Regions from separate parts of the Homo sapiens genome. Here regions 1, 2, 4 and 5 are each linked to region 3. The links are chromatin contacts, found by Hi-C or POLR2A ChIA-PET in ENCODE. All regions are on one chromosome and are shown on one strand. The core of a region is the stretch at or near the end of the contact, and the rest is flanking DNA. Distances in the headings are between cores, read along the strand shown. Region 1 holds the start of SLMAP (sarcolemma associated protein). Region 2 holds the start of ARF4 (ARF GTPase 4). Region 3 overlaps FLNB (filamin B). Region 4 overlaps LOC107986092 (a long non-coding RNA gene). Region 5 holds the start of DENND6A (DENN domain containing 6A).

What was found. Hi-C counts contacts between places; a loop is a spot of excess contacts on that map. ChIA-PET counts read pairs that join two places held with the same protein, here RNA polymerase II (POLR2A). Pooled maps may share reads with other maps.
Region 1: a pooled map shows a loop between it and region 3 (5-fold over the local background). The contact joins the promoter of SLMAP here to the enhancer-like site in region 3. A Hi-C loop is called at or near these places in 1 of 168 maps with a recorded cell type or tissue (chondrocyte) and 5 of 50 pooled maps. POLR2A ChIA-PET finds 5 or more read pairs at or near these places in 3 of 52 experiments (BJ, HEK293 and WTC11).
Region 2: a loop to region 3 is called in a pooled map, with 8 times the contacts of the local background. The contact joins the promoter of ARF4 here to the enhancer-like site in region 3. A Hi-C loop is called at or near these places in 1 of 168 maps with a recorded cell type or tissue (HCT116) and 7 of 50 pooled maps. POLR2A ChIA-PET finds 5 or more read pairs at or near these places in 2 of 52 experiments (activated CD4-positive, alpha-beta T cell and activated T-cell).
Region 4: a map of breast epithelium shows a loop between it and region 3 (17-fold over the local background). The contact joins two enhancer-like sites. A Hi-C loop is called at or near these places in 1 of 168 maps with a recorded cell type or tissue (breast epithelium) and 3 of 50 pooled maps. POLR2A ChIA-PET finds 5 or more read pairs at or near these places in 3 of 52 experiments (activated T-cell and activated naive CD4-positive, alpha-beta T cell).
Region 5: a map of naive thymus-derived CD4-positive, alpha-beta T cell shows a loop between it and region 3 (13-fold over the local background). The contact joins the promoter of DENND6A here to the enhancer-like site in region 3. A Hi-C loop is called at or near these places in 1 of 168 maps with a recorded cell type or tissue (naive thymus-derived CD4-positive, alpha-beta T cell), 2 of 37 single-sample maps with no recorded cell type and 8 of 50 pooled maps. POLR2A ChIA-PET finds 5 or more read pairs at or near these places in 1 of 52 experiments (Panc1).

The regions. Positions count from the first base shown.
Region 1 is chr3:57,753,967-57,758,036 of GRCh38, reverse strand. It overlaps SLMAP (sarcolemma associated protein), which reads right to left and starts at 1,728. Exons shown (of 25, transcript NM_001377540.1): 1 at 1,695-1,728; 2 at 188-1,489. The coding sequence starts at 385. RefSeq lists a silencer at 991-1,270 and enhancers at 818-1,719, 1,641-1,820, 1,851-2,130, 1,720-2,622.
Region 2 is chr3:57,594,675-57,598,737 of GRCh38, reverse strand. ARF4 (ARF GTPase 4) reads left to right here and starts at 1,394. Exons shown (of 6, transcript NM_001660.4): 1 at 1,394-1,664. The coding sequence starts at 1,598. ARF4-AS1 (ARF4 antisense RNA 1) reads right to left here and starts at 949. Exons shown (of 2, transcript NR_132370.1): 1 at 687-949. It also overlaps a transcript of PDE12 not described here. RefSeq lists enhancers at 371-1,076, 591-1,150, 1,171-1,420, 1,431-1,500, 1,691-1,740 and 4 more.
Region 3 is chr3:58,032,556-58,036,614 of GRCh38, reverse strand. All of the region lies in intron 1 of FLNB (filamin B), which reads right to left. Among named protein-coding and RNA genes, the nearest start is that of FLNB, 26 kb to the right of the region's middle. RefSeq lists an enhancer at 1,248-1,747. Within about 2 kb of position 1,479, at least 6 of the 41 ENCODE cell types and tissues checked have a DNase peak (open chromatin) inside an H3K27ac peak, as active enhancers do.
Region 4 is chr3:58,461,035-58,465,349 of GRCh38, reverse strand. All of the region lies in intron 1 of LOC107986092 (a long non-coding RNA gene), which reads right to left. Among named protein-coding and RNA genes, the nearest start is that of KCTD6, 29 kb to the left of the region's middle. Within about 2 kb of position 1,606, at least 3 of the 41 ENCODE cell types and tissues checked have a DNase peak (open chromatin) inside an H3K27ac peak, as active enhancers do.
Region 5 is chr3:57,691,154-57,695,266 of GRCh38, reverse strand. It overlaps DENND6A (DENN domain containing 6A), which reads left to right and starts at 2,190. Exons shown (of 20, transcript NM_152678.3): 1 at 2,190-2,485. The coding sequence starts at 2,249. It overlaps DENND6A-DT (DENND6A divergent transcript), which reads right to left and starts at 2,062. Exons shown (of 2, transcript NR_135550.1): 1 at 1,925-2,062; 2 at 1-1,451. RefSeq lists silencers at 2,191-2,290, 2,401-2,640 and an enhancer at 2,362-2,862.

The DNA.
Region 1 (4,070 bases), core at 479-2,978, 280 kb after region 3:
TTTCCATTCAACCACCTCAATCAAATTTCCACTAGAACCAGGCACACAAACAGTTGATTCGTGGCTTTGCGCAAAGCCTCCTCTGGATGCAAACCCTGGGATCCTGCATACATTAGTCCTCTCAGGGAGGGCAAAAGGGGAAAAAAAGTTTGTTAAACAATGCCGCTGGACAATGTGGTGACATTACCTTGCCCGTCTTGTGATCAAACCAGACGAGAGCGTGGTTCCTTGATAGCACTTTGCAATCAAAAGTGGCATTATTCTGCGCTGGTCGACAGCGGGCCACTGAGCGGCCGATTTTGATGGGCTCGTCCAGGTAGACATGACGCTCCTGAAACGGGTGCGAGTTCGGGCGGCAAGTGAAGATGGCCAAGGCTGACGGCATCGAGGATAGACTGGGGGTGTCTCTCCTACCAGGGACAAAGAGGAGTTCCTCCGGATCCGGACTGCCCTTCACAAGCCTATGCCCCTATCCCACCCAAAATTTTAAATTAACACAAACTGCACATTGTCTAAGCATAACCAGTGAACATCAACTCTTCACTTGGGTGGGAAGACAAGCCAGCGCAAGCCCCATCACCTCCTTTAAAACGCTGCAACGCCGTGATCACAAAAAGTCCCCAACTGGCAGCTTTCAGTCCATCTTCTTCTCTGGGAAGAAAAGGCTCAAACATCGGGCAGCTTCGGCCAAGAAAACTCCTGGAACACAGTTTGGGGACTGGAGGTATCCAAGCAGATGAGTCACACGCCAATTCTTGTGTTTGGTTTGAGATCGCGGCCGCTTTTCCCCCTTGGTGGCGGAAACGTTGCAGCACTGCAGCATGAATGAAGGGTCGGTTCGGCGCGGCCAGGAAAGTCCTTTTGGGCCGAAGGAAGGTGTGGCTGGGCACCTCTGGGCAGCCACCGCCAGTCCTCGCCCGGAGTGAAGGGGCGAGAGGTGACGGAGACGGAGGGGCTCTAGACGGCCGGCGGGACAGTCTGCATCGCCCCTGCTGAGCGGAGGCCGCCCCGGGAAGGGGGACGCGGTCCCCGGCCTGGCACGATCCGAGACGGCGGTGGCTGAGGTTCTCCGCGCGAGGCGTGGAGGCCGGCGGGGCGCGGGCAGTGGCCAAGTCGGGACTCCTGGGCACCTGGCGAGCGTCCCCGCGACCAGGGCGGGGACCCGGCTCCGCAGGCCGGTGCGGACCGAGCGAGGCGCGACACCGGGAGGCTCGAGTTCCCAGGCGGCAGGAAGTTGGTCCCCGGACGCCTAGGCTTCTGGGCCGCCGCTCAGCACATGGGCCGCCTCCCCTCAGGGTCGCCCCCGCGAGGGTCGCATCTCAGGGACGGCAGCCGCAGCTCCCGGCGGACGAGAAGGTGGGGGAGGGAGACTGGCCCGGAGGTTGGGGAGAGGCCTTGAGGCCCCGGGCTGGATCCGCCGCAGCCTCCACCGATCGCGGCCGATGGGGCAAGCTCAAGCTGCGCCCGACGAGGCAGGAAACTTTCCGACCTGGTGGGGAAAACATCAAAACAAACGGCCGTCAGGCGCCTCAGCCCGCCCGCCTCAGCCGTCGCCCCCTCCAGCCAGACCCCCGCCAGCCCACACCGCTAGGCACGACCTCCGCCGACCTCTCCGCAAGCAGGCTACGAGGATTTGGAGCCAGGACGCCACGACGGGTCCTACCTCCCTAGCCGCCACCACCGCCTCAGCTTACCTTGCCAGCGCCGGCCGCCATAGTGACTCTGACTGAAACCTACCCGGTGCACCGCCACGGGAACGCGCACCCTTCAAGGGCCCTCCTACCCCCTCTCCCGCGCCGTAGTCCAGGAATGTCACGTGAACGACGCCACGGAAGCCGTGTTGGTAGAGGGCAGAAAAAAGGGCAAGGTAATTTTTAACGGGCCTCCAGGCGCCATCTTAGTTAAGGGCTGGAAGCTTCAAACCTCGGGACAACCTTAACGACCATTTTGGTTAAGGGCAAGAACAATTTGCGCCGTAGAAGGTTTTTCAAACAAACAGTGCCACCTTCTTATTTTATCTACTTAGCAAGGGGGTGCCAACTTTTACTAAATTTTATTCTGTTTAATTCTCGATGAAAATACTAGCGAGCAAAAGAACAGACCCAGCCAAAGGAGATGGTCATTAGCAGCCATCTTAGCTGTGGGCAACACAGTCACCCGCAGCTACCTTAAGTGTGAGCCGCCAAACTCCCTGAAGTCTTAGGATTTGTGCACCTAACAGAAGGACCATTCTCCCCTCTGCTAAATTCGTTATGTTTTCTTCCCGGAAAAAAAAAATCTTAGTTCCCGCATTCCATTTCGAATGACAGTCTTTCTCACTGAACCTATTATGTGCCCCCAGGGCTCCTGCGCGGATTCTTCCACAGAAGGAGCGTCCAGAAAGTTTAAAATCATGTTTCTTCCAAAGAGAGATTGAATAATTTCCAAAGTGAAAAAAGAGGGTATTTCCCCCACTTACAATATCAAGATGAGGAGTCATTGGTCTAAAGAAGGAAGACTTTGCAAGGGCTAAATGAAAACTTTAAGAAAAAATAGTGAGAAGGAGACTTACTCATTTAGAATCAAAGGTGACTTCATTCTTCAGATTCCTGCAATAACAGGCTCCACCACTGTGTGACCTTAAGCAAGTTTCTAAACTTTTTCAAGCCTCTTTTTTCTCATGGATGACATGTTAATAATAGTTAATTCACTTGATGTGGTGAGACTTCAAAATGTTAATCCATGTTGTTCAATAAAGAGTAGCAATTAGGCCGGGCGCGGTGGCTCACGCCTGTAATCCCAGCACTTTGGGGGGGCCGAGGCAGGCGGATCACCTGAGGTCGGGAGTTTGAGACCAGCCTGACCAACATGGAGAAACCCCGTCTCTACTAAAAATACATAATTAGCCGGGCGTGGTGGCGCATGCCTGTAATCCCAGCTACTTGGGAGGCTGAGGCAGGAGAATCACTTGAACCCGGGAGGCGGAGGTTGCGGTGAGCCAAGATCGCGCCATTGCAGTCCAGCCTGGGCAACAAGAGTGAAACTGTCTCTCCAAAAAAAAAAAAAAAAAGAAAGAAAGAAAGAAAAAGTAGCAGTTATTCATCTCAATACTTATATAGACAGTTTGGCCGTGTCCTAGGTTTTTGCTGGGCCCTGGGGACACATAACTGAACCAAACTTCAATTCCTGCCTTCTGAGATCATAACGGTATTGTGGGTTAGAAATGAGGGTAGGGAGTGACAAACATGAAATTGATGTAATCAGGGCTAAGATAGAGGCAGGCACTAGCTGCCCAAGGGGTCAGGGATGGTCTGGGAGAAGTAACTGAACTGAATGAAGGAAGATAGGAAAACCACAATAAATATGGTATTCGCTGAATGGTTTCATGAATTTCCACAAACACGGATAGCAAGGAAAAGAAGGAGCCTACTTGAAACAGTGCACCAATGTGCCGGCACATAATAGTGGATAAATAAGTATTTGATGCATGAATGAAAATTACATACTGTTACTCATTATTAGAGGATAAAGTAGGCGGGACACAAAGTGAGTCTGGAAAGAATAGGCATTATATAATAAAGACGTTATATTCGTTTTTCAAGCTCTTCATCAATTCAACAAATATGTGTCAAGCTACCACTGTGTTCCAGGTATGCTATTCAAAATGAGGATATGTTGGAAAGCTTTCTTATGAGAGGATGAAAAGTTTTCACTTCTGATAACTTTTAGGCTGTTAAGGAATAAAATAAGATAGGACCCTCCACAGATCCCTAATGAGTTTTTTTTGCACGAATAGCAAGTCATTTATGCATTCTTTCATACATTCATTCTATAAACATTTAATTGATACTGTGAAATAGATATTTTGAAAGGTCCTGGAAATACAATAATGAAGAAACAAAAAGACTCCCTCAAGTTGCTCGATTTAGGTGATGACACAGAAAGATCCTTGCTGTAATGGAGTATGTCAAGAGTAGTGGAAACATGGCAGAGTAGTTTAAACTGAAACTTGAAAGGATTAGAACAGCTAGTCTGATGCTATTGGGATAAAGAAATTTTAAGCTAAGAAGCAATCCCAACAAAAGTCCAGA
Region 2 (4,063 bases), core at 145-2,644, 440 kb after region 3:
GCGATCTCCGCTCACTGCAACCTCCGCCTCCCGGGTTCACGCCATTCTTCTGCCTCAGCCTCCGGAGTAGCTGGGAGTATAGGCACCCGCCACCACGCCCGGTTAATTTATTCTATTTTTAGTAGAGACTGGGTTTCACCGTGTTAGCCAGGATGGTCTCGATCTCCTGACCTCGTAATCTGCCCGCCTCGGCCTCCCAAAGTGCTGGGATTACAGGCATGAGCCACTATGCCCGGCCAGAAGTTTTTGCTTTTAATTGCCCAGGGCCACTCCTAAGAAATAACAGTCTCTGAAGGGTAGATAAGGTAGTGCTACCAAGAGAAGCGTTACTCAGCAAGCCTTCAAAAATATAAAAATAACTTACTGTTTCTGAAAGTTTGCAAGTTTTTCTTATTCAACCCCATCCTATGGAAATATACCAGTTGGAATAAGCAACTACAGAACCACATAGGACGGCACTACTAGAAAAATAGATTAAATCTTTATCCTGGCAATGAGTCTAATACATTTATCATTGCTGTGAATTTTAAAAGGTGTAGCAGGCCGGGCGCGGTGAGTCACCGCGCCAGGCCCGATCATAAACACTTTTAAAGTGAAGAGGCTTTCCGCTTCCTCAACATAAGGAGTAAATCTTTAATGCTGCTTCTAGGAAAAAAAGTACAAGAAAAGCAAGACTTCCTCCTTGCCTTCTCTTTAAAAAGCAACAGCCGATGAACACGTGTTGGAGCGCTCTCGCCTTGACAGAATTAGAGATCTTCAGAATCACTTGGCGTGGTGGTCGAAGCGTCTAGCCCTAGCTCATTAGGGTGCCACAGTTTCTCGGCCCACAAGTCAGCTTTTAACCACTTTTCTCCGCAAAAGACCGGACCGGTCTTCATGCGTCAACTAAAGCAAGCGTCTGGTCCCGTGTGTGAAACGTGTAAGTTCATGGCATCAGGGAATACCCATCGCGCGTACCGTAATAGAAGAGGGCGAGGTTCCTCACCTAACCCATAATGCTCAGCTCGCCTTTCCGGAAGCAAGGACTATCACCCCGACAATACCTTCATCCGGGCGGAAGCGTCTCACCCTGAGTCTGATTTGGCAGTGACGAAGCGAGGTATTGTGGGACTTTGTCCGTCTCCCAGTACGCATGTGCCTCAGCCGGCCTCTCCCGGCTCCTGGGGCCACGTCCGGGCGGTGGCGCCGTCGAGAGATGCTCGTCAGCGAAACTGGCCAATCCCCTGCAGGCGCAAGCGCAGTGGCTCGGGCGCACCGGAAGCGCAGGGGGATGGGGCGGCGGTGACGCGATTCTGTCCGCGTTGGAGGGGCCGGGCCGCTGCTGGAGTCGCCGCGGCCGCCGCGTGACGTGGCACAGCCAGAGCCTAAAGGCTAGAGCCGGAGCTGCCGCGCCAGTCGCCTAGCAGGTCCTCTACCGGCTTATTCCTGTGCCGGATCTTCATCGGCACAGGGGCCACTGAGACGTTTCTGCCTCCCTCTTTCTTCCTCCGCTCTTTCTCTTCCCTCTCGTTTAGTTTGCCTGGGAGCTTGAAAGGAGAAAGCACGGGGTCGCCCCAAACCCCTTCTGCTTCTGCCCATCACAAGTGCCACTACCGCCATGGGCCTCACTATCTCCTCCCTCTTCTCCCGACTATTTGGCAAGAAGCAGATGCGCATTTTGATGGGTGAGTGAGGGGCTGCGAGTCAGGCGGGACCTGGGAAAGGCAGGGTCTCCACAATTGGGGTGGCCTCTGGGCCTGTTTTTTTCCTCCGCCCGCTGTGGTGGGGGAGGGGCGCCGGGTCGGGGGTCGGAAGGAATTCTTAAGGGGGAACAATGGAGCGGAGGGTGAGCGATCCCCCCCGCCCCCGATCTGTCGCCAGACGAGACAGGGACAGGGCTTCGGGCAAGATTTCTTTCTGGACTCGGCTTTTTCTCCTTGATCTTATTGAAAGCTGGACAACATTGGGCAGAGATGTGGGGAAAGCCAACTCTGGGAAGCAAACACTTGGCGAGGCCCTTTCTGGGGGTGCGATCTGCATACCTTCTTGCCCGGGTGTGGACAGCGGTCAGGAGGGAGGCAGAGCAACTCCAGCCTTTTCCCTCCCCTTCTGCGTTTCGTGTACAGTCCCTGCATACTCCATTGGTATGTAAGCCAGCGGCCACCCGGAGCCTGGAGCCGCCCGGGGCAGGAAGTTGCGGTGGCCAGGGAGCACCCAAGGTTTCCGAAGAGTCTGGAGTCCTTCAGCGCTCACTTTGCTAAACTTGGCCTTGCGCTGGATTCCGTTTCAAGTTTTTCGCTCCTTGTTAATCTCATTCTCCGAAAACTGAGCTTATCTTCTATTTCTTTGACTATTTTCAAAAACTTTAAATGTGTTTGGTTTATTCTCCTAGGTTTTTAAGCTTATTTTTAGGCGGTCTAAGGTCTAATGCAAAAAAATTTTAGAAACGAATTTTTAAAAAATACCTGATAAATTTTCAAGTAACTGAACATCATGACGCTGAATTTTATGGTAGTCTTGTTAAATAGTAACTACAATTTTTTTAAAATTTCTTTTTAGAAAGTTGACTTTTTAAAAACTACTTTTTAGGGGGCGTGTTTTTGCTCAGCTGAGGGAGAAGGGCTGTCAGTTGGCTGAAGTAAGCAACCGCTCCCGGTTACTGTAAGCAGTCTACATCACAGCTGAGCTCCATGGACTAGAATAACGCTGAAAGAAGCCCCTCTAACTTTGAACGTTGAAACTTGTTGGTTCATTAGCTTGTTTTCTACCGGAGGAGGTTTTATTTTTCTCTTCCTTTTTTTTTTTTGCAGACGGAGTTTTGCTCTTGTCACCCAGGCTGGAGTGCAGTGGCGCAATCTCGGCTCACTGCAACCTCCACCTCCCGGGTTCAAGAGATTCTCCTGCCTCAGCCTCCCGAGTAGCTGGGATTACAGGCATGCAACACCACGCCTGGCTAATTTTTTGTATTATTAGTAGAGACGGGGGTTTCACCACGTTGGCCAGTCTGGTCTCGAACTCCTCACCTCAGGTGATCCACCCACCCAGGCTTCCCAGAGTGCTGGGATTACAGGCGTGAGCCACCGCGCCCGGCCGGAGGTTTTATTTTAGAGCTGTACTACCATCAAAACTTGCAAACACAAGCTTCTGTAATATTTCAAGGTATATAAAGAGTAACAGTATATACATTGGCTCATGTTTATTTTCCTCTTAGCGTACTTACACTTTGTGAATCAATTGTTTATGAGTCATTCATAAAGTATTTTTTCTTTCAAAGTTTCTTAGATTTCCTTTGTCAAGAGGACAGAATTATTTTAGGAGGGCAAGCATATTTAAGTTTTCAGTGGCTGAAAGTTGGCAGTCTGAAAAAGGATCGGAAGTTAATGGGAGGACTTCGGACTGTGATAAATGAATTTCCAGTCTGTTCGTTAAAGAGATTTAACAATATATGGTTATGTTCCAGAACACATAGTATATTGGTCTTTTTACTTAAGATTTATTGTAAATGAATTGCTATTTTTCAATTCCTTAGTCTTTTGTGATTGATGAAAGTATCAGAGGGGCAAGGAATATAGAAGTATGCTACCAGCATTTTCATATATTTACTATATTGGGAGGCATTTCCCTCCACCCCAAAAAATGATTCGAAGAAAATGGGAGAGAAAAAATATTTAAGTTTCTGCATTTGTGTGGAGGATTTAGGAGTTACTTGTTTTTAATGTTTTATTACTCAGGCATGCTATCGTTTTGCACTTTAATTTTGGGATAATCAGTTTTCCTTGACTAAAAAACACTTCAGTCACAAGATCGACATTTATGGTAACTCATCAAAGGAAGTATCAACGTACGAGGGAGATATGTGCATGAACAGGGAAAAAGGTGGTTTGGAAGTTTGATAATTCTTACATTTTTCTGTCTGGCTTTATGAGTGACTGACAGCAAAAATAATAGATCACTTTTAAAGTGTCTGCCCCATTCAACTGTTGGAATTATTAATGTTTTACATTAGTGTGCTTCGTTTTTCTTTATAAAGCTTAGATAAGATTCATGCCCTCCTGAGTCAGTGTTTTATTCAGACTTTACCATT
Region 3 (4,059 bases), core at 230-2,729:
CTTCTGGAGATAACATCACTACTGTAAAACTTAACATCAGTGCTTGAGATAGTTTGCAGACCCTGCACTCCATGGATCAGCTGACACCTCCCAGAGCGGTAATCTGGCTCAACCAGTTCTGCCATCCCACCCAGGAACAGAAGACAGCAAGAAAACGTCACTTCGACCCCCTGTGACTCCATCTCCAACTTGACCAATCAGCACTCCCCACTTCCTGAGCCCCTACCTGCCGAATTATCTTTAAAAACTCTGATCCCAAATGCTCGGGAGACTGATTTCAGTAACAATAAAATTCTAGCCTCCCACACAGCTGGCTCTGGGTGACTTACTCTTTCTCCATTGCAATTCCTCTGTCTTGATAAATCAGCTCCGTCTAGGCAGCAGGCAAGGTGAACTCGTTAGGTGGTTACAAAACTGGGGTCCAAAGCCCCAGAGCTGACGAAGAGCACAGTCAGAATAAAGAAACAGGTATCCTGAGTCCACGTCCTTCTCATTCTGTGCTCTAGGGTCCTCTTTCATCTGAATCAGCAGCATTTACAGCCATGGAGTCATTATAAAGAAAAGCAAATCTGTCCTAAGTCTTGAGTCAATTAATTAAGGAGTTTAAATGTATGGGTCCAAAACAATTAAGCTTTGTGGAATAAGAGCCCGGGTGAGCTCACCAGTGAGAGAAGGATGGTCTCATTTGAAAGTACATCTCTGTAGAAAGTTAATTCCAATAAAAATCTTTCCCATGCTGCCGCCCCAGGCCGAGAATGTTGTACTGAGCCAAACTTCACACGTAGCTGACTGATCCATCCAGCAAAGAGTGGTCTCCTTTAGCTAAGGCCGTGATCAAGAGGCATTCTGTCCAACTAGGAATTCTCAAAACTTCCACTTTCCTCCTAGCAGAACCTTCCAATCTGGAATCACACTCACAATGACTGAGGCTGCTGGCTTGTCCGAAGTCCAAGCCCTATAACCACGGATCTTTTTTTAGTTTTTAATTGGGGAGAGTCACTGTGGTTGAGCTACATTTTCCTCTCCTTCAACATGGACCCTGGAAGGCAATCAAACCCCTTATTTCTCACACATTCATTATTTCTTTCAACTCTTCCTCTTAAAAAAGTTGGGGGTGGGGTACATGTTGCGTTCCCTAAACCACCATTCTGCCCCCTCTTCAGATGGAAATCCCTCAAGTCTACAGACTGAGGCTCACAAATGAAGTTACCTGATATTTTAAGAGGCATGGAAATTACACCACTTAAATTTGAAGTCAGATTTTATTTCATATCCAAGTCTAAGTAACAGCTTTTAATTACATAGACAGCTTAAAAGAAACCTCAAGCACTCTGCAATTTACGTGTATTTTGGGTTTGGTTTTGTTTTTGTTTTCCTGTTTGATCTGCCTGTGAGGTGAAGAGGTAATCTCACTTCACAGATGTGGACAAGGGGATTACCCTAAGTCACACAGCCTGTGACACCAGGGTTTCATCAAACAAAGGGGCTTTCTAAAGAATAAATGGCAACCTAGTGACACAGGAAGCCACGTGAAACACCTCCTTGAGGTCCACTCCACCAATCCTCTGCAATGTCCCCAATTTCAGGTAGAACATGTGATCTAGGACAAGCCAGTCCCAAGAGTCATTCCCAAGAGTCAAACACCCTTGCCAGTGGTGGGCTGAGATGTGAGCAGGTGACATAGGCTGGTCCAATCACAGTGAACCTCAGGGCTTTCCTGGGACTGCTGGGATCAGGGCCCGCCTTCTTCCTCTGGGAGGTGTGGGGTGTGGCTGCGGGCCTGGGACTGCTACACCCACCCGTCTGTGGAGAGACAACAGAATCAGAGAAGCAGAGCCAAGGCTCTCTGATGCCCTGGAGACTTCCAGGTCCAACTGCCTGCCTACCCCTTGACTTTTCAGTTACGAGAGCCAATGAGCTCCCTTTTTGGATAAACCAGGATTAGGTAGGTTTCCCATGACTTGGAACCATATACATCCTAATGGATACATTTATATTCAAAGTCTTTCTCTACTGCTTCCTGGCTGTGCCACAAGTTACTAAACCTCTCAGTGCCTCGGTTTCCTCATTTGTAAAATGGTGGAGTGTTAGAATGAAGTGCGATACTTGGTGTAAAAACCAACTGAGAACAGTCTCTGGCCTGTAGCAGGGATTCGCTTACCACTGCACTCCAGCCTGGGCGACTAGGGCGAAACTCTCAAAAAAAAAAAAAAATTGTCTTTAAAAAACAGAACCTTTTTGTGGCTAGGATGTGCAAGAACTGGAGCTCTCAAACACTGCTCGTGGAAATGTAAAACAATACAACCACTTTGGGAAACAGTTTGGCAGTTTCTTGAACAGTTAAACGTACACCTATGATGTATGATCCTAACATTCCACTCAGAAAAATAGAAATATACATCCATACAAAGAGTAGTAAAAGATGTTCATGATAGCTTTATTTAGAAACCACCCGGCCAGGCGTGGTGGCTCACACCTATAATCCCTGCACTTTGGGAGGCAGAGGTGAGCGGATCGCCTAAGGTCAGGAGTTCGAGACCAGCATGACCAACATGGTGAAACCCCGTCTCTACTAAAAATACAAAAATTAGCCAGGTGTGGTGGCAAATGCCTGTAATCCCAGCTACTCAGAAGGCTGAGGCAGGAGAATTGCTTGAACCCGGGAGGTGGAGGTTGCAGTGAGCCAAGATCACACCACTGCACTCCAGCCTGTTCAACAGAGTGAGACTCCGTCTCAAAAATAAATAAATAAATAAGAAACCACCCAAATGTTATCAACAGAAGGATGTATAAACAAAATGTAGTATATCCATACAATGGACTACTACTCAGCAATAAAAAGGAATAGGACTATTGACACATGCAACAAGGATGAATTTCAGAATAACTATGCTAGAAGAAGCCAGACAAAAAGAGTACATACTGGCAGGGCGTAGTGGCTCATGCCTGTGATCCTAGCACTTTGGGAGGCCAAGGCGGGTGATCACCTGAGGTCAGGAGTTCGGGACCAGCCTGGCCAACATGGTGAATCCCCATCTTTACTAAAAATACAAAAATTAGCTAGGCATGATAGCATGTGCCTGTAATCCCTGCTACTCGGGAAGCTAGGGCAGGAGAATCACTTAAATCTGGGGAGATGGAGGTTGTAGTGAGCCGAGGTCGCACCACTGCACTCCAGCCTGGGTAACAGAGTGAGACTCTTGTCTCAAAAAAAAACAAAACAGCATACTATATGATTCCATTTATATAAAAGGCTAAAAGATGAAAACTGACTGATAATGACAGAAAGCAGATCAGTGAATGCTTGAGCATGGGTGTGGAAGACATGGAGAGATAAAAGGCAAGAATTACAAAGAGGCACAAGGAAACTTCTGGGGCTGGATAGGGAGGTTCGCTGTCTTGATTATGGTGATGGTTTCCTGATGTGTGAGTGTACATGTGTACACAGGAGTGTGTGTATAAGCTAATCAAAATGTGTTCTTCATTGTATAACAATTATACCTCAATATTTTTTGGGTTTTCTTGGCAGGGGTGGGGAGATTGAGACAATGTCTCACTCTTTTGCCCAGGCTGGAGTGCAGTCATGCAATCTCAGCTCACTGCAGTCTTGACTTCCCGGGCTCAAGCAATCCTCCCACCTCAGCCTCCTGAGTAGCTGGGACCACAGGTGCATGTCACTACACCTAGCTTTTTTTTGGCGGGGAAGGGAGTAGAGATGGGGATCTCTCAATGTTGCCCAGGCTGGTCCTGAATTCCCAGGCTCAAGAGATCCTCCTGCCTTGGCCTCCCAAAATGTTGGGATTACAGGCATGAGCTACCACACCCAGCCAATAAAGCAGTTTTTCAAAAATTAAACCCATCTGAGCTCATATATGCAGGTGCCTGGGATACCAGACCACATCCCACTAGATGGGGACCACCAAACCACAAAATGGACCTGCTTGAATTTGGCCACAGTGTAAAGGTGTTCTTAGAATGCAACTCTCTCTTAACACTCATTCCACTGTTGAACCAGCCCTACTCTAGACTTTTACCTACTTTTAGAGACAATGCAACTGA
Region 4 (4,315 bases), core at 357-2,856, 430 kb before region 3:
CCAGTAGTCCCAGCTACTTAGGAGGCTGAGGCAGGAGGATTGTTTGAGCCTGGGAGGTGGAGGTTGCAGTGAGCCAACATCATACCACTGCATTCCAGCCTGGGTGACAGATTGAGACCCTGTCTCAAAAAATACATATAAAACAAAAAAATTTTAAATAATTAAATGGCAAAAATAGTCTTGCTATGGTTTGGCTGTGTGCCCACACAAATCTCATTTTGAATTGCAGTTCCCATAATCCCCACATGTCATGGGAGGGACCAGGTGGAGATAATTCAATCAGAGGCAGTTACCCTCTTGCTGTTCTCATGATAGTGAGTGAGTTCTCACGAGATCTGATGGTTTTATAAGGGGCTTCCCCCTTTGCTCAGCATTCACTTCTTTCACCTGCCACCGTGATTGTAAGTTTCCTGAGGCCTCTCTAACCACGTGGAATTGTGAATTAATTAAATCTCTTTTCCTTATAAATTACCCAGTCTCAGGTATGTCTTCATGGCAGCATGAAAACAGAATAATAGTCTGCTTCAAGTTACTGTACATGTTCAACATTAATAAAATAACATTTCTGGCTGGGCACAGTGGCTCATGCCTGTAATCCCAGCATTTTGAGAGGCCAAGGCAGGTGGATCGCTTGAGCCCAGGAGACCAGCCTGGGCAACATGGCAAGACCCCTGTATCTACAAAAAAAAAAAAAAAAAAAGAAAAGAAAAAATTAGCCAGGAGTTGTGGCACGTGCCTGTGGTCCCAGCTACTTGGGAGGCTGAGGTGGGAGGATCACTTGAGCCCAGGAGGTGGAGGTTGCAGTGAGCCAAAATTGTGCCAATGCATTCCAGCCTGGGGGGGAGAGAGTGAGACCCTATCTTAAAATAAATTTAAAAAATCAAATAACATTTCTGTGTGGTTAATTTAAACTAGTCATTTATCTATTGGCATTGATTCAATTACTTTTAAAAAGGAATATACACACTATTATAATATAGTTCTTTTTCACACACACCCAGAGATAATGTGATGAAATCTTGCCTCCCTAAATATAAGAACAAAACATAAGACTGGTATAATCGTTCAGAGAGACATTAACACCAATGCTATAAGTCAGTTCTAATGTATTTAATAAAACGGCTTTCCTTTAGTCAAAAAAAATTTTTTAATCTAGTGAAGTAATCAGCATCGAAATGTTTGGGACACTGAGAAGTGTCTCTTTTGTGCCTGGAAATAGGTGTTTTATTCATCCTCTGGAAGTTTACAGTACAGTGTGTGGGCGAAGCTTTCTGGACAACCTGTCCCTCTGTCAGCTTTTTGCCTCTGCAAAGCCAAAATGTGGGTTCTGTGTCTGAGTATTGCAACCCACAAGAAACGTGGCTAAGGCCAGAAAACATAAGTGTGAATACTTTTGGAAGGCTGCGCATCTCATGAGTCACATGGGAGCAGCCCCGACCGTGGTTTGTGCACCTTCTGCCCTAGCAGCTGCCAGTCAAGCGAAGAGGCGACCTCTAGGGGTGAGCCTGGGCAACAAAATAGTCACCTTCCCCTGGGAAAGCGAATGTGGGGATCCACCTTTAGGAATTCCCTTTTCTAAAAAGCTACGCCTCTAAAGCTTTCAAAAATGAAATTCTATCAATAAGGTACCAGAAGTAACCAAATGGACCCATGTGTGTGCCTGCGTGTGTACGCATGCGTGCATGCCCATATAAACTGAGTATCAGTAGGAGCAGGAAACTAGTATCCGTGCTGGCCTCCTGGGAGGGGAACCGCATAAAGGAGATGGGGACAGCAGGGAAACTCACTTTCCCCTCCCCTCAACTTTTATTATGAAAAACTTTCAAACAGAAAAGTTGAGAGAATAGTGCAATAAATTCCCGCATACTCAGCGCCTAGATTTCATGTGGTTAGCATGTTTGTATTTGCTTTATCTCTATACTCGTTTGTCCGACTTCTCTTAGACTCACCTTTCACAGTAAAGTCTTTGGACCCTTTCAACTGTATACTGTGTGTATGTCATCTATCCAAATAAGTTTATTAATAATTAATAGTAACCACCTCTGAGAGGCGTTGTGAGGGAGGGTTAAATTAAATGAGGAGAAGGGCATAAAATACCTGGCGCAGCGCCAAGCACATTGCTCAAGAAATGCTGTGGTGGCTCTCAGATTTCCCTTCATTCATTCTTAGGTCCCACAGTAAACTCAGCACCTTTGATTTCATCTGAGTCTTTTCCCAAGCCAGCCCTCTTTCCCCAAGCCAGCCCTCTTTCCCCTTTTCCACCCCTCTCTCAACTTCTCTATGGCTCCCGGCAGGCGCAGAGTAAAAGGGATCATCACACCCTGCAGGAAAGCGGCAGGGCCTCCAGACAACACTTACAGGCAGACCACTGGGCTGGAGGAGGCCTAGGCGGCCATGACTCTTAACCCTTCCCTGGCTGCTCCTAGAAAATGGCTTCATGCCTACAAATAGCCACCCTTTCTCATGGCCTCTCTTGTAATAGGTTTGGCAATTTTCTGATGTCAGAAATACATAAGTACAAAATATTAAAATAATATAAAATAAGGCCGGGCACAGTGACTCACGCCTGTAATCCTAGAACTTTGGGAGGCCGAGGCAGGTGGATCACGAGGTCAGGAGTTCAAGACCAGCCTGGCCAAGATGGTGAAACCCCGTCTCTACTAAAAATACAAAAATTAGCCGGGCACGGTGGCAGATGCCTATAACCCCAGCTACTCGGGAGGCTGAGGCAGGAGAATAACTTGAACCCGGGCGGCACAGGTTTGACAGAGTGAGACTCTGTCTCAAAATAAATAAATAAATAAATAATATATATAAAATATAAAATGTAAGTATGTGGTAAAAACCAAGAAGAGATGCTAACTGTATCTCTAAATATATCATATAATATGTATGTGCAGTATAATATACATATATTAATATACTACACTACACATAATATGTGTTAACATATCTATGTTTCATCACATAATATAACATAAATATACAATATAATTCAATATGTGGTAAAAATTAAAAAAAAAAAAAGTAGAGATTCGGCCAGACGTGGTGGCTCACACCTGTAATCCCAGCCCTTTGGGAGGCTGAGACAGGTGGATCACCTGAGGTCGGGAGTTCAAGACCAGCCTGACCAACATGGTGAAACCCCGTCTCTACTAAAAATACAAAATTAGCCAGGTGTGGTAGCGGGTGCCTGTAATCCCAGCTACTCGGGAGGCTGAGGCAGTAGAATCGCTTGAACCCAGGAGGCAGAGGTTGCGGTGAGCCAAGGTCGCGCCATTGCACTCCAGCCTGGCCAATAAGAGTGAAATTCTGTCTCAAAAAAAAAAAAAAAAAAAAGGTAGAGATGCTATGCTATGTCTCTCTTTCTTGTTCTCTATACACATGTATATTCAACATACAGAACATGTATATAACACGTTACATATGTGTATATTATATTACATATGCTATCTATCACACATATGTATATGTATCATAGGAAAAAGCAACTCTTTTTACTCTATATACTCACACCCTCAGTACTTTACTTCTGACATCAGATGTGTGGGTTTTTTCCAACACATCAATTCTCTGGCAGACACCAATTGGGTGTCCTACAATTAATTCAATTTTGACACCAGTTAGAGTTAGTGCAAACCCCACAGGTTAAGGGCTCAGTCCCACAAGGCTGCCCCCACTTCAGATGCTGGTTGCAAGTCCCAGGTTGTCACTTGTACTTCTGACCAACCAACTACAAATCGGGATTCCCTTCCTCAGGTTTGACACTTTGCTAGGGTGGCTTATAGAACTCCGAAAACACTTATGTTTACCTGTTTATTATAAAGGATATCACAAAGGATGGAGATGAACAGCCAGATGAAGAGGTACATAGGGCAAAGTGTTGGGTGACCATACCCCAGCACTTCCACCCATTCAGCAACCTGAAAGCTCTCCAAAGCCCACAGTTTTATAAAGGCATCATCATATGGGCATGATCAATTATTAACTCAATCTCCAGCCCACTCACCTTCCCAGAGGATAGGGAGTGGAGCTAAAAGCTCCAAACTTCTCATCATGGCTTGGTCTTTCTGGAGACCGGCCCCCATCCAGGAACCCACCAAGAGTCACCTCATTAGGACAAAAGATGCTCCTATCACCCAGGAAATTCCAAGGGATTAGGAGCTCTGTGGAACGAACTGGGGTCAAAGACCAAATATTAGAACAAAAGATACACCTAGCACCTCTATCGCTCAGGAAATTACAAGGGTTTTCAGAGCTCTGTGCCAGGAACTGGGTCGAAGACCAAAATATATTTCTTTTTTTTTTTTTTTTT
Region 5 (4,113 bases), core at 941-3,440, 340 kb after region 3:
GAGTAGCACAGTGATGGCTCATTGCAGCCTTGACCTTCTGGGTTCCAGTGATTCTCCTATCTCAGCCTCTCAAGTAGCTGGAATTATAGGTGTGTGCCACCATGCCCAGCTAATTTTTAATTTTTTTTTAAGAGACGGGGCCTCCCTATGTTGCCCAGGCTGGTCTCAAACTCCTGGACTCACGTGATTCTACCGCCTCAGCCTCCCAACGTGCTGGGATTACAGGTGTGACCCACTGTGCTTGGCCACAACTGGTGTTTTGAGATCATTAATAATTAATAATGAAGTAGCATCTGGTAAAATGTGTACATTAGGATAGCTTAGCTTTTCCCAACAGTCAGTGAGGTGAGTTAGTAATCATCACTCTCATTTACCAGAAACTGGGTTTTGGAGCAGCTTGCCTACCACGATCGTGGTAGATTCTAGCTGGCACTAGAATCCAGAACTTTTGACTTCCACGCCAGTGTTCTTTCTAATACAAAAGGCTACTGTTCTTTCCTAATACTGGGTTTAGAGCCTTACTTGATCGCAGAATACAGTTTTTCCTCTTTTAACCACAGCAGTTCTCTGGAGTAGGATGGCAGGCTACTTTGGCCAAAGACTTGGCCTCTAACTTAAGTGCTGTCCCTAAGTTCATTTTTGTCTAAAGGAAGTCTCCAGCAAACGTCACTACTGATGTCTGTGCATACTTGACCACCTCCTTGAAAACAGGGACGCTAACACTTGCTCCAAAAAAAAATTCTAAGAATGTTAAGAGGGCAGTATTTGTCAAATGGAATGGATTTCACTGGGCAGTGCAGCAAAATGCTTAAGTTCTGCCGTGTTTTTTGTTTTGCGTTGTTTTTTAGAGACACAGTCGCGCTCTGTTGCCCAGGCTGGAGTGCAATGGCTGTTCGCAGGCGCGATCATAGCGCGCTGCAGCCTGGAACTCCTGCTCAAGCGATCCTCCTTGAACTTAGCCGGCCTCAGCTTCCCAAGAACCTGGGACTACAGGCGTGACACCTCGCTGGTTTACTCATTTTTCTGTTGAGGTATTATTGTGTGTTTCCTACTTTTACTATGCTATTTATACTCAACATAGTAGGTGCTGAATAAATACTAGTTAGTATCCTGGCTGGTCCAATACTCAGTAAAAACTGATCTCAGAATACGAAGCTGCTTGAGACCAGGCCCTTGCCCCAGTGTTCAGAGATCCACAGGTTGCTGTGGAGGCCAATCTGCCCAACCTGGAGTTCCAGAAAGGTCTGGGGATGTGTGTTGAGTGAGTCACAGACAGCCAAACTAAGAAAGGAGGAGGTGGTAGGGTGGGGAGGCCTTGCTGGAGAAGGAACAGGTGAGTGAATGCACAGATCTCTGAATCAGCAAACTGAATGAGTGAACCGCAAGCCGATATCGGAGTTGTCATACTTGTTGGGCTAGTCATGTAACCTCCAGGACCTCCATTTCCTTATCTGTAAAAAGAAATAAATAGTCTACTTATTTGCGATTATGTGAAGATTCAATAAGGTAATATTTGTAAGTATTCGCACTTGTACTTGGCATATCAACTGGCACAAAGTAAGCGTTCAATGTTAGCCACCGTCACCATTATGCGTTCATATATTTTATTTTTATTTTTTTGAGACGGAATCTCGCTCTGTCGCCCAGGGTAGACAGAATACAGTGGCGCAATCTCAGCTAACTGTAACCTCCTGGGTTCAAGCGATTCTCCTGCCTCAGCCTCCTGAGTAGCTGGGATCACAGGCGCGCTCCACCACGCCTGGCTAATTTTTTCGTATTTTTAGTAGAGACGGGGTTTCACCATGTTGGTCAGGCTGGTCTCGAACTCCTGACCTGATGATCCGCCCGCATCGGCCTCCCAAAATGCTGTGATTACAGGTGTGAACCACCGCGCCCGGCCTACGCTTTCATAATTTAATAATACCTTATAATAATTATGAACTGTGTCATTCCACGAATAATTTATTCCCTGGTCGTTGACTGCGAACGAGGTTGACAAGGATTCATAAACAGCCATTTCAGTCCCAAAGAGCTTTTAGACAAGGAAGCCAGGACCGGCTTCACAATCCGAGACAAGCGGCAGCGTGACGTCCCCACGTCCGCTCCCAGGGTCACGTGACCCGCAGCCCCGCCCGGACTGAGTGGGTCCCCAGCGGCTGCGACAGCAGCGTCTGCGCCTGCGCGGAGGCAAGCGCGCTCTGCGGCGCGGTCCGCTGTGGAGGCGGCGCGAACGGTCAGGGGGCGGCCGATGGCTTTGAGGGGCCCTGCGGGCTTGGGGCCCGGCTCTCGAAGGCCGTTGGACGAAGCGGTGGCAGGGGCCGAGGGCCGCGAGGCGCCGGCCCTTGTGGCGGCGGGAGGCGCGCCAGAGGACGATGAAGAGGACGATGGCCGTGGCCGGGGCCTGCTGCGCTGGGACAGCTTCTCCGCCTGGCTGCACTGCGTGTGTGTGGTGGGCTTCGACCTGGAGCTGGGCCAGGCCGTGGAGGTGAGGCCCGGCCCCGCCCTTTCTCGGCGCTCCTCCCCTGCGCCGGGGCGGCTGCAGCAAAGCCAGCGGCCCGCGGGCTGACCGGCCAGGACCCTGTCCGCGGCGCATCCGGGCGTGGCCAGTCTCCCCTCCCGCGCTCTTTCGGGCTGCGGTCCTACGGCACTTCCCGTGGGAGGATCTTGGGCTGCGGCTAGGGGTGAAAAGTTCTCTCTAGGCCCCTCCTAAATACTTGTTGATGTTCATCCTGTTCTTTCTTTATTTCTTTTAAACGCAGAGTCACAGAATTAACTAAAAGGGTTAGTAGCACCCACCCGGAGAAGCCCGCAGGCAGGATGTTTGTTTGGTACTTTTTCAAGAACAATGCCCATAACAGATGATGAACTCTAGTAGCCGAACTTGCACAACCAAGTTTTAAGGCTCAGATTGTTTTAGTCATTTGCAGTAACTGTTTGAGCGTTTCCCTCAGCCTGAGTCGAAATGCTTATCTCAGCACGCATTTTCTCCCTTTCCTCCTTTTGTGCCTCATTTCTGTTTTTTTTTTTTTTTTTTTTTGAGACGGAGTTTTTGCTCTTGTTGCTCAGGCTGGAGTGCAATGGCGCGATCTTGGCTCACCGCAACCTCTGCCTCCCGGATTCAGGCAATTCTCCTGCCTCAGCCTCCCGAGTAGCTGGGGTTACAGGCATGCGACCATGCCCGGCTAATTTTGTATTTTTAATAGAGACGGGGTTTCTCCATTTTGGTAAGGCTGGTCTCGAACTCCCGACTCAGGTGGTCTGCCCGCCTAGGCCTTCCAAAGTGGTGGGATTACATGCGTGAGCCACCGTGCCCGGCCTCATTTCTGTTATTTTTTTTTATGTTGCCTCTGGAACAGTTGGTGTGAAACTACTGTCAAGATGAATATAGGGAACATCATTTGCTTGTCAATCAGTCAACTTTTCCATTCTTATGTATGGCCCCTTACCGAAAGGCTTTAGAAACATCTATTCTTGACGTTGTTGAAGGTCTTTTTAGCATAAGGAATTGCTTGCTTTCATGTGTCCAAGGAAATTGTTATCAGAAGGGCGTTTGTTTAGACGTTTTGGTTTTGGTTTTTTTTTTTTTTTTTTTTTTTTGGTATTGGTGACAGATTTCGATTTCATTAATACTGTAGTGGCCTGGTTGACTAAGAAAATTGGCTAGGGGTAGTTTTCTTAATGCGAAGCTACTGCTTTCGTATTCGGCCTGCCTTCTGGATGTTTTATTATAACACAGTTCAGCGACATTAAGTTTCCACTAAGAACCAGGCATTATGTTAGTTGTGGAGCATACAAATAGGATGTGCTCTAATCTGTATTTGTAGATTGAGGCAATAATTTAGAGGAGAACCAAGAATTAATCATAGTAGCTGATAAGGCCAAATGCAGTGCCTGGCACCTAGTGGCATTCTATAAATACTTTTGATAGAATAGGTGAATATGTGAGCAATTCTTTATCTTATTAAAGTAAGAAAAACAGTTCCCAAAGATTTTGAGTAAGAGATTTATAAGCCATTTATTATTCACCTTGCCATGTTAACCTGAAGTTATATGTACAGCAAGATACAATTTAACCAGAAAGCATAAGAATGGGTTGTTGTAGTTGATTGTGTT